Regions from separate parts of the Homo sapiens genome. Here region 1 is linked to region 2. Evidence: read pairs that join two places in POLR2A ChIA-PET (ENCODE). Cell type or tissue: endothelial cell of umbilical vein. All regions are shown on one strand. Each heading gives the region's core, and the rest is flanking DNA. Links, peaks and the distances in the headings are about the cores only. Region 1 overlaps DNM1 (dynamin 1). Region 2 overlaps GLE1 (GLE1 RNA export mediator).

Region 1 (2,500 bases), core at 1-2,500, 310 kb after region 2:
CTCCCCACCCTGGCTAGTGGCCTCCTTTCCCTGACCTAAGAAGAGAGGCACATGAGACAGAGTGATTAAAGAATAACACAGTCATGACTAGATACGTTGTTAATATTAACCATGGTTGGAGCCGCCCTCTGCCAGGAGCTCTGAGCCCAAGGCAACGGGCTTCTTTCTTCCTCTACAGCTTCCCATCTGGGAGAAAACAAAGCCCCACCCCACACAGGGAGGGCCAGGTCATGGCAGGAGAGGGTCATCAGAGAAGGCATCCCAGAGGAGGTGTTGGCTGATGTGACACTTGGAGGAAAGACCCAGTGAAAGAGGAAGACAACGGCAGGGTGAAGAGCTTTCCAGGGGCCAGCCACCTGGAATCCTGTAATCCCAATACTTTGGGAGGCTGAGGTGGGAGGATCGCTTGGGGCCAGGAGTTCAAGCCCCAGCTTGAGGCCAGGAGTTTGAGACCTGGCTTGAGGCCAGAAGTTTGAGACCAGCCTGGGTAACATAACAAGACCCTGTCTGTACAGAAAAAAAAAAAAAAAAAAAAAAAAAAGAGGCTTCCAGGCGAGAGAACAGCATATGCAATAGCACCCCAGGAGAGTGAGAGAGAGGGCACGGCCCTATTTTTCCCACGCACTGTAATATATTCAGGTAGACCAGGAGGGAGCGGCTGAAAGGAAGCAGGACTGGGTAATCAGCCCTCAGGGGCCCAACTCAGGTGTGGGGTTCCGTTTTGAGGGCAGGGAATCCAAAGAGGGCTTCAAGCTAGGAAGATAGATTGGGAGGCTGGAGAGAGTTTCATGCTGTCGGGCGGGGAATGGATTAGGGGGCAAGGGAGGAAACTACCTCTGCTGCTAAGACAAAGGGGCTGGAGTCTGAGGTAGACAGGAGTGAACTGGGCAGAATCCACAGGGCATGGGGACCAAGTCAGATGGGGAGGATGGGGGAGCCGGCAGGCAGTTGATCTTGGGGCCTCTGGCCAGGGCACTGGGAAGATGCCATTCAGGAGAATATTTTGAACACCTTCCAAGCTCAATATTACTTTTTTTTTTTCTGTTGCTTATAGTAATTCTAAGTTGCCAGGGCTGACTTCTCCAAATGATTCTTGTTTCTTAGCCAGATTTCATTCCAGGGAATGGGTAAGAGTGCCAGAGAGTCGCCCAGGAAGAGGAGAGGAGGAGACACTGAGGTGTGTAGGTGTGTGCACACATGGGTGGGACTGGGGTGGGGAATAGGGTAGACAGAAACATGGAAAAGTGTGGACTGGAGGCAGGAGACCCATGCCTGTTCCTGGCCTGCCTCTGATTCAATTGCTGTGTGACATTAGGCAGGTTCCCTACGCTCTCTGTGTCATTTTTGCCATCTAAAAACCTGGTGGCTCACACCTGTATTCCCAGCACTTTGCAAGGCCAAGGCGGGCAGATCACCTGAGGTCAGGAATTCGAGACCAGCCTGGCCAATATGGTGAAACCCCATCTCTACTAAAAATACAAAAATTAGCCAGGCATGATGGCGGGTGCCTGTTAGTCTCAGCTACTTGGGAGGCTGAGGTAGGAGAATTGCTTGAACCTGGGAGGCGGAGGTTGCAGTGAGCTGAGATTGTGCCACTGCACTCCAACCTGGGTGACCGAGCAAGACCCTGTTTCTAATAATAATAATAATAATAATAATAATAATGCCAAATAAATACAAATAAAATAAAAACCTGGTTGGAAGGCCAAAGTGGGAGGATCACTTGAGTCCAGGAGTTTGAGGCCACCCTGGGCAACATGGTGAGACCCCATCTCCACAAAAAATAAAATAAAAAACTTAGCTGGGTGTGGTGACACATGCCTGTCATCCCAGCTTCTCGGAAGGCTGAGGTGGGAGGATGGATGGCTTGAGCCCGGGAGGTCAAGGCTGCAGTGAGCCAAGATCGCCCCACTGCACTCCAGCCTGGGTGACAGAGTGAGATCCTGTCTTACAAAACAAAACAAAACAAAACAGACAAAACAAAACAAAACAAAAACTTGGAATGATAGAAGACATCAGTACTGCCCTTAGGCCTGGGGAATGGAGCCCTTAGTCTGAGACTTACACTTAGGGGTCCCTCTCTGGACCTCCTCTGGCTTCACCCTCCCCATGGGGCAAAGAGTTCCCCAGGGGCCAGGGGAGGTGCCCAGCTGAAGCCTGTGCTCCCCTCGTAGGCTACGCTCAGATGCCCCAGAATTCCCTCTCAAGCAGTTCCAAGCCCACCGCCCAGGCCCAAGTGGGGACCAGCCCAGGCCCAAGGTGGGTCCTTTCTGGAGCTGGGATATGAGGGCTGGGGTGTTCACAAGTGAACCCTGGAGGGATAAAGAGGGAAATGACGGGGCAGCCTGCGGAGAGGGGACACCTGTCCCCACGCCTCCACATCCACCACGGAACTCCAAGGAGTCTGAAATTCTGAATTCAAACCCAGCTGGTCAGGTTGTGATGAAGGTGTGTTTGTTATGGTGGGAGGGCAGAATGTATTGCATTTAGCAATTCCTCA
Region 2 (14,357 bases), core at 428-2,927:
CAGAATCTCCATTGCCCAGGTTGGAGTGCAGTGGCAAGATCTCGGTCATTGCAACCTTTGCCTCCCAGGTTCAAGTGCTGCTCGTGCCTCAGCTTCCCAAGTAGCTGGGATTACAGGTGTGCGTCACCACACCCAGCTAATTTTTGTATTTTTAGTAGAGACTGGGTTTCACCATGTTGGCTGAAACCTACTGGTCTCGAACTCCTAGCCTCAAGTAATCCGAGAATCGCTTGAACCTGGAAGCCGGAGGTTGAAGTGAGCCATGATCACACCACTGCACTCCAGCCGGGGCAAGAGTGTGAGACCCTGTCTCAAAAAAAAAAAAAAAAAAAAAAAAAAAAAGCAAAGCAAAGAAACAGGGCAGGTACAATGGCTCGTGCCTGTAACCCCAATACTTCGGGAGGCTAAGGTGGGAGGATCACTTCAGCCCAGGAGTTCAAGACCAGCCTGGGAAACATAGTGAGATCTCTATTGCTAATTTAAAAACAAAACGAAACAAAAAAAGTTTGGCACCGTGGCTCACACCTGTAATCTCAGCAGTTTGGGAGGCCGAAGTAGGGGGATCACTTCAGCCCAGGAGTTAGAGACCAGCCTGAGCAACATGGCAAAACCCTGTCTCTACAAAAAAATACAAAAATTAGCAGGGCATGGTGGTATGCGCCTGTAGTCCCAGCTACTCAGGAGACTGAGGTGGGAGGATCACTTGAGCCCGGGAGGCAGAGGTTGCATGAGCTGAGACTGTGTTACTGCACTCCAGCCTGGGTGACAAAGGGGAACCCCATCACAAAAAAAAAAAAAAAAAAAAAAAAAGACTCCAGAATAAGCAGGTATAAAAATAAAGAAATAAATAAAAGAAACAAAATAAAATGTTAACAGTGGTTACTTCTAGGTAAAGAGATATGGAGATAACAAGTAATGTTTGGTATTTCCCCCAATAAGCAGATAGCAGGTATTACTTTTTAAGTCAGAAAACAGTTTTGCTTTTAAAGGCTTCCATTTCAAAGACAGCAAAGAGTCACTCTGAAGCCCCCCTCACCTCTGAAGAGGCCCGGATGATCCCTGAGATGAGGCTGCACAGCTGGTTGCCTCGGGTCTGGAAGGCAGCCAGGTCGACCTTAAGCAGGGCTTTGTGCTGCTCAGAGGCATCCAGCTGCTGGCTGAGCTGCAGCATCTCCTCCTGCAGAGCATAGAGGGCCCGCAGGCGGATCTGGCCTTCTTCCTTCCGAAGCCGCTCCTGTTCTGCTTGCTTCACGCGCTGCTGCTCTGCTTCCCGCAGCTTCAGGTTGAGAATCTGTAGAAAAGGGCTGAGTGACTTCTCTCTGAGGGGTTCCTGGGCTTCTTCTTTCTACAGTCCTCAAATTCTACGTGGGCTACATATTTTCACAGATGGGCTCAGAGCAGGAAGAGGACATCCCAAGGTTAGTCATACACAGGCATAATACGGCCCAGATCCTCCATGGTGGCCATCTGCCAAAACCTGGCTCTCCAGGCAGGTTACAGACAGACACCAAAACACCCACACCAATTCTGCCAGGCTCTGACCTTTGCTCTGTGACGGTGCTCAGCTTTTAGCTTCTCTTGGTGTCCCAAGGCTTCTCTGGAGCTGCATGAAAAATGGCAGGGAGGAATAGTCAGGGATACTTCCTGAAATTGTTTTTCTTTCTTTCTTTTCTCTCCCTCTCCCTGCCCTCCCTTCCCTTCCTTCCCTTTTTCTTAGAGATGGGGTCTCGTTATGTTGCCCAGGCTGCAGAGCATAGCTCACCACAGCCTCAAACTCCTGGACTCAAGCAATCCTCCTGCCTCAGCCTCTCTAGTAATTGAGACTACAGCTGTGTTCCACCACGCCCGTAAAATTGTTTTACCTCTCCTAAAAGCCTCCCTCTTTGTGTTCCTTTGGTTGTCTCTCCAAGTTTGGTCTTTTTTCCAGGTTATAAAATTCTCTGCCTATTTTACCTTGATATTTAAGGACTCAGAAGTTGTTCAACTCTTTCCCTTTGGAATTCCTCTTGGGAAAGAGTTCCAGTTGAACACATCAACATTCCCAGTCATAATTCAGGGAGACTCACCTCTTCTCCATTACTTCCCGCAAGTCCTGGAATTCTTTATGCTGCTTCAGTTCCTTCCATTCATCAAACCGCTTCAGTTGTTCAGATGCCATCTCCGAGAGGGCTTGCACCTTCCTCTCCTGCTCCTCCTGCCATAGCCTCAGGCCCTCCTGAAAAGGTTTTTTTTTTTTTTTTTTTTTTTAAGATGGAATCTCTCTCTGTCGCCAGGCTGGAGTGCAGCTCACTGCAACCTCCAACTCCCGGGTTCAAGCGATTCTTGTCTCAGCTCCCCAAGTAGCTGGGACTACAGGTGCCTGCCACCATGCCCAGCTAATTTTTGTATTTTTAGTAGAGACGGTTTCACCATGTTGGCCAGGATGGTCTTGATCTCTTGACCTTGTGATCCGCCTGCCTTGGCCTCCCTAAGTGCTCGGATTACAGGCGTGAGCCACCTCGCCCGGCCGAAAATGTTTAACACCTGCTCTCTGGAGCGCCTTCAACACCTTGATCATTTACCCCTGCGGGCTACCTGCCCATCGGCCCCTAACACCATCAGAGATACTTAAGGGCATGGAATCAGAACCTTTGCAGGAATATCCTTTCTCCTTTTGCTTGATCTTTAAGCTCAGCTGTTTTGGAAAGCTCTTCCAATTGCCCCATATGGTTTATGTCACTCCAGTACAAGTTGGGAACGGACAGGAATTTAGCAACATGACATCAAACAGCCATGCACTATTAAGCTTCCATCCTGTGTAGTCTTATGGGGTTCATTGGTAATTTACGGAAATCCTCATTCTAATTCCATAAACAAGCTATACACATTCCTATCTCACTGATTTTGTTAATCTCTGCCTCGAAGATTTTCTCCTGGACCTCCACTAAGGAAAGTCCTTTTCCTTAGTACCTAAGGGTATCAGATATTGAATTTATCATTTCATGAGAGTACTCACATATGGTTAAAGGCAATTTGACATTTTAACTATCAAAATTTGAAGTGTCTATATCCTTTGACACTTGTTCCATTTCAGGAATTTATCCTGAGGAAATGCTTGTATGTGTGTGCAAAGATATATGTACAAGAATGCTCACTGGAGCCCTGTTGATAACAGCAATACATTTAAAACCACTTAACTGGGGAATGACGACACGTATTATAGTACAGTCATACTGCAGAATACTATGCAGCCCTTAAAGATGACGAGATGCCAGCTAGCATGGAGATATGTCAAAATCTACTGTTAAGACATTATGTTATTTTATTTTAAAACATAATTATATTTTATTTTGTTTATTTGTTTATTTTTGAGACAGGGTCTCACCCTGTCATGTAGGCTAGAGTGCAGTGGCACACTTATAGCTCACGGCAGCCTTGAACTCCTGAGCTCAAGGGATCATCCCAACTCAGCCACCTGAGTAGCTGGGACTAAAGGTGTCCACTATCACACGGGGCTAATTTTTAAATTTTTTATAGAGTCAGGGTCTCACTATATTGCCCAGGATGGTCTAGAGCTCCCGATCTCAAGCTATCCTCCCACTTTGGCCTCCCAAACTGCTGGGATTATAGGCATAAGCCAACTGTACCCAGTCTTAAAACTTATTTTAAAGCTTCCAGCGAAAGAAGGCAAACTAAACAAGCATATATGTCCTCTCCTCTGGGACTCTGTTAAAGTGAGAATTGGAAAGAAAAAAAAGACATAACACCACATAGAGCATGAGAGATGTCACCAGCAGGGAAAAATCTTCTACATACTTCTGGAAAACAGTCAGTGGAGAAATAGCCAGGTGCACTGGCTGAGATCTGTAATCCCAGCACTTGAGGAGGCCAAAGTGGGAGGATCACTTGAGCCCAGGAGTTCGAGACCAGCCTGGGCAACAGAGAGACCCCCGTCTCTACCAAAAATTTAAAAATTATCTGGCTGTGGTGGTGCACACCTGCAGTCCCAGTTATTTAGAAAGCAGAAAGAGCTGAGGTAGGAGGAATGCCTGAACCCAGGAGGTCAAGGCTGCAAGGAGCGGTGATTGCACCACTGTATTCCAGCCTGAGCAACGGAGCGAGACCCTGTCTTTAAAAAAAAAAAAATAGTGGAGAAGCAATAAATGATAGAGCAGAGCTGAGAAAACCCAAGGATACACACACACACACACGATGTGTGTGAGAAGCAGACGATGCCTCACGGGAGCAGAAAGCCAATCTACCAGCCGAACTGCAGAGTCTCAAGACTGGGAAATGCCACGACTCATATAGGTGGGCCTCATCAGGCTGAAAACGGAGCTACCGGCTAAATGTTTGTAGACAAAACAGTCAACTCTTGCTGTCTTCCCCTAGTCATTAGATCAAAACAGCCAAGAGCCAAGCATTTGTGCTATAATGATTTTATTGTATTTTTTATATATATATACATATATATACATATATACATATATATACATATATACACACATACATATATACACATATACATATATACATATATACACACATACATATATACACATATACACATATACACACATATACATATATACACATATATACATATATACACATATATATACACACATATATACATATATATATATATTTTTTGGAGACACAGTCTCACACTGTCACCCAGGCTGGAGTGCACTGGCACCATCTCGGCTCACTGCAACCTCCGCCTCCCAGGTTCAAGCGATTCTCCTGCCTCAGCCTCCCAAGTAGCTGGGTTTACAGGCATGTGCCACCACGCCCAGCTAATTTTTGTATTTTTAGTAGAGACGGGGTTTCACAGTGTTGGCCAGGATGGTCTCGATCTCTTGACCTTGTGATCCTCCCGCCTCAGCCTCCCAAAGTGCTGGGATTACAGGTGTAAGCCACGGGTGCCCTATTGGGGAACCTGCCCCAATAGTCATGTAGGTTCTTTTCTATTTTCCCTAAGCATTGGCCAGCTTGAAAAATAAAGGGACAGAGTACAAAAGAGAGAAATTTTAAAGCTGGGCATCCGGGGGAGACATCACATGTCGGTAGGTTCTGTGATGCCCCACAAGCCGTAAAACCAGCAAGTTTTTATTAGGGAGTTTCAAAAGGGGAGGGAGTATACGAATAGGGTGTGAGTCACACACATCAAGTACTTCACAAGGTAACAGAATATCACAAGGCAAATGGAGGCAGGGCGAGATCGCGAGATCACAGGACCACAGGACCACAGGACCAGGGTGAAATTAAAATTGCTAATGAAGTTTCAGGCACCACTGTCATTGATAACATCTTATCAGGAGACAGGGTTTTGAGAGCAACCGGTCTGACCAAAATTTATTAGGCAGGAATTTCTTCTTCCTAATAAGCCTGGGAGCGCTATGGGAGACTGGGGTCTATGTCACCCCTACAGTCTACAGACCATAAAAGACGGCCACATGCAGGGGGCCATCTATAGACCTACCCCCAGGCGCGTATTCTCCTTCCCAGGGATGTTCCTTGCTGAGAAAAAGAATTCAGCGATATTTCTCCCATTTGCTTTTGAAAGAAGAGAAATATGGCTTTGTTCTGCCCAGCTCACCGGCGGTCAGAGTTTAAGGTTATCTCTCTTGTTTCCTAAACATTGCTGTTATCCTGTTCTTTTTTCAAGGTGCCCAGATTTCATATTGTTCAAACACACATGCTCTACAATTTGTGCAGTTAATGCAATTATCACAGGGTCCTGAGGCGACATACATCCTCTTCAGCTGACAGGATTAAGAGATTAAAGTAAAGACAGGCATAGGAAATCACAAGGGTATTGATTAGGGAAGTGATAAGTGTCCATGAAATCTTTACAATTTATGTTTAGAGATTGCAGTAAAGACAGGCATAAGAAATTATAAAAGTATTAATTTGGGGAACTAATAAATGTCCATGAAATCTTCACAATCCATGTTCTTCTGCCATGGCTTCAGCCAGTCCCTCCATTTGGGGTCCCTGACTTCCCGCAACAGTGCCCAGCTTTTTTTTTTTTTTTTGGAGTCTCGCTCTGTCGCCCAGGCTGGAGTGTAGTGGTGCAATCTTGGCTCACTGCAAACTCCGCCTCCTGGGTTCAAGCGATTCTCCTCCCTCAGCCTCCCAAGTAGCTGGGACTACAGGTGCCTGCCACCATGCCTGGCTAATTTTTGTATTTTTAGTAGAGACGGGGTTTCACTATGTTGGCCAGGCTGGTCTCGAACTCCCGACCTCGTGATCCATCCACCACGGCCTCCCAAAGTGCTGGGATTACCAGTGCAAGCCACCATGTCCAGCTATTTTATTTTTATTTTTTATTTTTTAGAGACGGATTCTCAACTCTGTCACCCAGGCTGGAGTACAGTGGTGCGATTTTGGCTCACTGCAACCTCCACCTCCCAGGTTCGAGTGATTGTCCAGCCTCAGCCTCCTGAGTAGCTGGGATTACAGGCGTGCACCACTATGCCTGCCTAATTTTTGTATTTTTAGTAGAGACAGGGTTTTACTGTGTTGGCCAGGCTGGTGTCAAACTCCTGACCTCAAGTGATCTGCCTGCCTCGGCCTCCGAAAGTGCTGGGATTACAGGTGTGAGCCAACAGGCCCGGCCCTGTGCTGTAATGATTTTAAAACAGATCTGCAAATTGTCTGACAATCCTTCCATACCCTCTACTTCAACCTGAGTGGACTTTATGACTACCGTGACTAACAGAATACGGAAAAAAAAAAAAATAGGCCAGGCACGTGAGTTTTTTTTAAGAAAATGAATAAACTGTCCAGAAACAGCTAATCAGTATGGGAACTAGTATTCCAAAACAATATGCTGGCACTTAGGAAGTCCTAAAGCTTAATAACCTTGTTTCTGATTATTCCCCTTGAATCTCTGATCTGATTACTAGCAATAAGGATCTTTAGATAACTGAGGAATCTCTATATCCTAAAAGGGATCAAGATGAACAAATAAAAAATAATGAATCCAGAAGGACATGTATATCAAGGAACACAAGTGAATCTGAAAAAGAGCTCTGAATATGATAAGAAATGAGAATAAGATGCTCTGAAAAAGGAAGAAGTGGAGAATACAAAAAAACTCATGAAAATTAGACATAATAAATACATATATATTTTTTCAATCAACAGGTGGAGAATAAAATATAGAAATCTTCTAGAAAACAAAACAATAAGACAAAAGGAAAATGAAAGAAAGAATAGGACATATAGAGGATTAACTTAGGCAATGGAGAGGTGAACTAATCAAGGGGAAAAATTTCCAAAGATGCAGGAAATAAATCTTTGAATTAAAACAACTCTGATATGCAGAATTAGTCGTTTCTCACCATCTCCATTGCTACCACCCTACTCTAAGCAACCACCATCTTTCACCCAGATTACAACAATGTTCCAAATATTTTACTTATTTCTCTTGTTTACTTCTGTCTCTTCCCACCACAATATAAGCTCTATGTCTATAATGTTTACTGTTTTATCTAGACCTGGAACAGCATCTAGCACATAGGTGCTCAGCAAATATTTATTGACTCAATGACCAATGAGGCAAGATGTTAGAAGACTTTCATTTTCTTTTTCTTTTTTTTTTTTGAGATAAAGTATTGCCCTGCTGCCCAGGCTAGAGTGCAGTGGCACAATCTTGGCTCACTGCCACCTCTGCCTCCCGGGTTCAAGTGATTCTCCTGCCTCAGCCTCCCCAGTAACTAGTATTATAGGCATGTGCCACCATGCCCGGCTAATTTTTGTATTTTTAGTAGAGATGGGGTTTCGCCATGTTGGCCAGGCCAGTCTGGAACTCCTTATCTCAGGTGATCCACCTGCCTCACCCTCCCAAAGTGCTGGGATTACGGGCATGAGCCTCCGTGCCTGGCCAAGACTTTCATTTTCTAAATTCCTGTACTCTGAAACATTTTTACAAGATCATGCATTGCTTTCCTAATTAAAAAAAAATACATGCTGGGCGCAGTGGCTTATGCCTGTAATCCCAGCACTTTGGGAGGCTGAGGTGGGTGGATCACCTGAGGTCAGGAGTTTGAGACCAGCCTGGCCAACACGGTGAAACCCCGTCTCTACTAAAAAATACAAAAATTAGCCAGGCGTGGTGGCAGGCGCCTGTAATCTCAGCTACTTGGGAGGCTCAGGCAGGAGAATTGCTGGAACCCAGGAGGCGGAGGTTGCAGTGAGCCAAGATTGCACCACTGCACTCCAGCCCGGGCTGACAACAGCAAGACTCTGTCTCAAAAAAACAAAAACAAAAAACAGGCCGGGCACGGTGGCTCATGCCTGTAATCCCAGCACTCTGGGAGGCCGAGGCGGGCAGATCACGAGGTCAGAAGATCAAGACCGTCCTGGCTAACACGGCAAAACCCTGTCTCCACTAAAAATACAAAAAATTAGCTGGGCGTGGTGACAGGCACCTGTAGTCCCAGCTACTTGGGAGGCTGAGGCAAGAGAATAGCATGAACCTGGGAGGCGGAGCTTGCGGTGAGCCGAGATGGTGCCACTGTACTACAGCCTGGGCAACAGAGCAAGACTCCATCTCAAAAACAAAAACAAAAACAAAATACAATCAAATAAATTAATTAAAATAGTGCTGCTATTTTTTCAAGAGGCTAAGGTCCTGACTGGGCATCGTGGCTCATGCCTGTAATCCCAGCACCTTGGGAGGCTGAGGCAGGTGAATCACCTGAGGTCAGGAGTTCGAGACCAGCCTGACCAACATAGTGAAACCCCGTCTCTAGTAAATAGAAAATAAAGTAGCTGGGTGTGGTGGCGCGAGCCTGTAATCCTAGTTACTTGGGAGGCTGAGGCAGGAGAATCACTTGAACCTGGGAGGTGGAGGTTGCAGTGAGCCAAGATTACACCACTGTAGTCCAGTCCAGCCTGGGCAACAAGAGCAAAAACTCCACCTCAAAAAAAAAAAAAAAGAGGCTAAGGTCCCATTTTCTCAGAATAAGCTTATCTAACAATCCCAGACCATTTCCAAATTTTGGAGAAGTAAATGGAAGCCAGAAAAGGCTAAGTAATTTTCCCAAAGTCACATGTAAAATGTAACAGCCAGGATCTGAAACCAGACTTGACTTCAGAGCACTCACTCCTGACCTCTATTACACTACCCCCAAAACTAAACAGTAGGTGGGAAGGATGAGTAGCATACAGTGCCCATTCCTACGCCCTGGGGAACTGCAGTTAAATGTGGCTCGCAGGATCAAGGCTGCCTTCCTTCATGGGTTCACTTACTGTTCCTTTCATTCTGTGTACCAGTTCGTACATTCGGACGCAGCCTTCCACTTTGATCCCCCGTGAGGACTGAAGTACCATAGATTCTGTGTGCTGGGACTCATCTTTGCCCTATATGAGCAGAAAATGGAAAAATAATTAAAAAATAAGTTTTTAATATGGTAAAGTTGGTGTTATCTCTTCTAGACAAAGACCACATCCCAACTTATGAACAACCACCAATAACAAGAGCAAAAAAAAAATTTAGGTCAGAACTAGTGTGCTTTTCATGAATGACATTGACTTTGTTCTAATTGTTTTCTTTAATAAATTGATGTTTGTTACTTTGGGTGATTTTTTGGGTTTTTCTATGTTTTTTTTGACTTGTTTGTTTTACTCTGCCTAGAAAATGTTTCCCCTTTCTTCAGATCAGTGTCCATTTATCCTGGGATGCTTTGGATGGAGTATCCCCAACCTACATCCCTAAGCTTCCATCCTCCTGGCTTCAGGAGAAAGCTGGCTATCAAAGTACTCTATCCTCAGGCCGGGTGTGGTGGCTCACGCCTGTAATCCCAGTACTTTGGGAGGCAGAGGTGGGCGGATCACAAAGTCAGGAGTTCGAGACCATCCTGACCAACATGGTGAAACCCCGTCCCTACTAAAAACACAAAAATTAGCCAGGCGTGGTGGCACGCACCTATAATCCCAGCTACTGAGGAGGCAGGCTAAGGCAGGAGAATCCCTTGAACCCAGGAGGCGGAGGCTGTAGTGAGCTGAGATCGCGCCACTGCACTCCAGCCTGGGCGACAGAGCAAGACTCCATCTCAAAAAAAAGGCCAGGCACCTTTTTCCCCAGCACTTTGGGAGGCTGTGGTGGGCGGATTACAAGGTCAGGAGTTTGAGACTATCCTGACCAACATGGTGAAACCCTGTCTCTACTAAACATACACAAGACATACCCTGTCTCTACTAAACCCTGTCTCTACTAAACATACACAAGACATACTCTGTCTCTACCAAACATACACAAGTTAGCCGGGCATGGTGGCACGTGCCTAGGCATGGTGGCGGGCGCCTGTAGTCCCAGCTACTCGGGAGGCTGAGGCGGGAGAATGGCGTGAACCTGGGAGGTGGAGCTTGCAGTGCGCAGAGATCGTACGACTGCACTCTAGCCTGGGATACAGAGACTCCGTCTCAAAAAAAAAAAAAAAAAAAGTCTGCTATCCTCCTACACCCAGTATGGACTTGAGGAATGAAAAATATGACCTGAAGGCCAGAGTTCATCTTTGAACTTTTCTAAGTTTTTTTTTTTTTTTTTTTTTGAAACAAGATCTCACTCTGTTTCCCAGGCTGGAGTATAGTGGCGTGATCACGGATCATTACAGCCTGGACCTTCCAGCTTCAATTGATCCTCCTGCCTCAGTCTCACAAGTAGCTGGGACCACTGGCGCACGCCACCACACCTGGCTAATTTTTGTATTTTTTTGTAGAGACAGGGTTTTGTCATGTTGCCCAGGCTGGTCCCAAACTCCTAGTCTCAGGCAAGCCTCCTACCTCAGGCTCCCAAAGTGCTACAATTACAGGCATGAGCCACTATGCCTGGCCTATTTTTTTTCTTTTTCTTTTTCTTTTTTTTTTTTTTTGAGATGGAGTCTCACTCTGTTGCCCAGGCTGGAGTGCAGTAGCGCAATCTCGGCTCACTGCAAGCTCTGCCTCCCGGGTTCATGCCATTCTCCTGCCTCAGCCTCCCAAGTAGCTGGGACTACAGGAACCCTCCACCACGCCAGGATAATTTTTTTTGTATTTTTAGTAGAGATGGTGTTTCACCATGTTAGCCAGGATGGTCTTGATCTCTTGACCTCGTGATCCACCCGCCTTGGCCTTCCAAAGTGCTGGGATTACAGGCGTGAGCCACCGCACCCCGCCTTTTTTCTTTTCTTTTTTTTTTTTTTGAGACAGGGTCTTACTCTATCACCCGTGCTGGCATACAGTCGTGCTATCTAGGCTCACTGCAGCCATGACCTTCCAGGATCAAGGATCCTCCTACCTCAGCCTTCTGAGTAGCTGGGACCGTAGGCATGAGCCATCATGTTCAGGTAATTTTTTTGTAAATATGGAGTTTCCCCATGTTGCGCAGGCTAGTCTCGAATGCCTGAGCTCAAATGTTCCACCTGCCTTGGCCTCCCAAAGTCCTGGGATTCCACACCCAGCTTTTTTATTTTCATTAACACACCTGACATGGATATCTTTGAACTTTTCTGATGAAGCTATCTGGGAATGCTAACCTAAGAAGATGCTGAGTCCAGGGCTACCAGTAGCCATCTTGCCACCTAATCTATCTCAACAATGAAACCAATAACTGAGAAATGGAGAGGCAAAGCCCCATGTTTGGGACACTAGATTGAGTCAAAAATAATCAATCCTATGTGGGGGAGATGTTTGAAAAATAATAATAAATAATGTCAAGCAGAAAGATGCAGAATGTAGATGTTCCTAGATCTAGGTGATTCCAAATGCACTCCTAGACTTCCTAGTTACATGAACTAATTAATACTTCCCTCAGTCCCTTAAGCCAAACTGGGTTTTTCTTACGTAAATACCAAAAATTCCTAAATAATGTGACAATCCATTACATAAAACCATTTAATAATTTATTAGGCCAGGCGCAGTGGCTCCAAAAATTACGGAATTTTATACGTGAAAATAACCTCGGGCTGGGCACGGTGGCTCATGCCTGTAATCCCAGCATGTTGGGAGGCCAAGGCGGGTGGATCACCTGAGGTCACCTAGCCTGACCAACATGGTGAAACCCCGTCTCTACGAAAAATACAAAATTAGCCAGGCATGGTGGCGCGTGCCTGTAATCCCAGCTACTCAAGAGGCTGAGGCAGGAGAATCACTTGAACCTGGGGTTGCAGTGAGTCGAGATCACGCCATTGCACTCCAGCCTGGGCGACAAAAGCGAAACTCCATATTAAAAAAAAAAAAGACCTCAGCAATTTGGTCCAGAATGAGATTTACAGATAAAGACACTGAAGTCCACTGAGGAAAAGAGGCCCACCTGAGGGCACGCCACAATATTGGCAGGATCAGATCAGAATCTGTTGCCAAGAAGCTGCTCATAAAAATACTTTTTAAAAATTTTAATTTTTAAATAATTAATGTTCACAGAAGGTTGCAAAAATACATACAGGAAGGTCGCATGTACTTTTCACCCAGTCTCCCCCAATAGTAATGTCTTTCATAAATACAATAAAATAACAAAACCAGTAAATTGATATTGGTACAATCCACAGAGCTTATTCAGATTTCACCAGTTTTAAAGGCATTCATTTGTGCTTATGTATAGTTCTATGTAATTTTATCACATGTAGATTCATGTAAACACCACCACACTCAAGATACAAAGCTGTTCTATCACCACCAACCACCCCATGTCACACCTATATTTATAGCCTCACCACTTCCTCCCCCATCCCTCATCTCTAAGCTATTCTCCTTCTCTACAGTTCTGCTAATTCAGGAATGTTAAATAAATAAATCTTCACCCAGGCCGGGCCTGGTGGCTCACGCCTGTAATCCCAGAACTTTGGGAGGCCAAGTTGGGCAGATCACCTGAGAACAGGAGTTCGAGACCAGCCTGGCCAACATGGTGAAACCCCGTCTACTAAAAGTACAAAAATTAGCCAGGCATGGTGGCAGGCGCCTATAATCCCAGCTACTCGGGAGGCTGAGGCAGGAGAATCACTTGAACCTGGGAGGCGGAGGTTGCATTAAGCCGAGATTGCACCATTGCACTCCAGCCTGGGGGACAAGAATGAGACTTCGTCTCAAAAATAAATAAAGAAATAAATCTTCACCCAGCCCTAGATTCTGGTTATGTTTTAGTTCTAAAAGGCTTACAGTTTTTTTTTTATGTTTAAGTCCATGATCACGTTAATTTTTTTTTTTTTTTGAGATGGAGTCTTGCTCTGTCGCCCAGGCTGGTGTGCAGTGGCGCAATCTCAGCTCACTGCAAGCTCTGCCTCCCGCGTTCACATCATTCTCCTGCCTCAGCCTCCTGAGTAGCTGGGACTACAGGTGCCCGCCAACTCGCCTAATTTTTTTTTTTATTTTTAGTAGAGAAGGGGTTTGACCGTGTTAGCCAGAATGGTCTTGATCTCCTGACCTAGTGATCCACCCGCCTTGGCCTCCCAAAGTGCTGGGATTACAGGCGTGAGCCACTGCACCCGGCCAAGTTAATTTTTATATAAGGTATGACATTTAGGTGGAGGTTCCTTTTTTTCCTTAAGACGTTCAGTTGCTAAAAATATATATTTTAAAGTACCTAGACCTTTTCTGGCAACAACAACAACAACAAAATCAACATAAATATATATATTTATGTATATTTATAATATATATATTATTTATTTTGTTGTTATTATTTACTCAGTCTCTATATATACATATATTTTGAGACTGAGTCTTGCTCCGTTACCCAGGCTAGAGTACAATGGCATGATCTCAGCTCACTGCAACCTCCGTCTCCCGGGTTCAAGCAATTCTAGTGCCTCAGCCTCCCAAGTAGATGGGATTACAGGCGTGCGCCACGACGCCCAGCTAATTTTGTATTTTTAGTAGAGACAGGGTTTCACTGTGGTCAAGCTGCTCTCGAACTACTGATCTCAAGTGATCCACCTGCCTCAGCCTCCCAAAGTGCTGGGATTACACGTGTGAGCCACCACACGTGGCCACAAAGAATATTTTTTAAAGACTAATATTTTAAAAGATGAACTACTAGATAGAAAAAAAATACTTTCTATGTAAAAAAGAAAAAAAAAAAAAAAACTGGCCAGGCACAGTGGCTCACGACTATAATCCCAGCACTTTGGGAGGCCGAGGTGGGTAGATCATCTGAGGTCAGTAGTTTGAGACCAGACTGGACAACATGGCAAAATCCTGTCTCTACTAAGAATACAAAAATTAGCCAGGCATGGTGGCGCACACCTGTAATCTCAGCTACTTGGGAGGCTGAGGCAGAAGAACCGCGTGAACCCAGGAGGCAAAGGTTGCAGTAAGCCGAGACCATGCCACTGTACTCCAGCCTGGGTGACAGAGCTAGACTCCATCTTAAAAAAAAAAAAAAAAAAAAG

The links. ChIA-PET counts read pairs that join two places held together with the same protein. Peaks named below come from ENCODE experiments on the same cell type or tissue, not always from the same donor. Only the 100,000 strongest peaks of a DNase experiment are listed, where the experiment ranks them.
Region 1: POLR2A ChIA-PET joins it to region 2 with 7 read pairs; 2 of 35 experiments call an interaction of 5 or more read pairs at or near these places.

The regions. Positions count from the first base shown.
Region 1 is chr9:128,209,514-128,212,013 of GRCh38, reverse strand. The region is part of intron 1 of DNM1 (dynamin 1); the gene reads right to left. Among named protein-coding and RNA genes, the nearest start is that of DNM1, 7.4 kb to the right of the region's middle. In endothelial cell of umbilical vein, for the core only: no CTCF peak of the experiment used is centred there; no DNase peak of the experiment used is centred there; H3K27me3 peaks cover 470 bases.
Region 2 is chr9:128,510,526-128,524,882 of GRCh38, reverse strand. GLE1 (GLE1 RNA export mediator) reads right to left here. Exons shown (of 16, transcript NM_001003722.2): 3 at 9,244-9,354; 4 at 2,067-2,215; 5 at 1,543-1,603; 6 at 1,037-1,291. Among named protein-coding and RNA genes, the nearest start is that of GLE1, 13 kb to the right of the region's middle. In endothelial cell of umbilical vein, for the core only: no CTCF peak of the experiment used is centred there; no DNase peak of the experiment used is centred there; H3K27ac peaks cover 436 bases.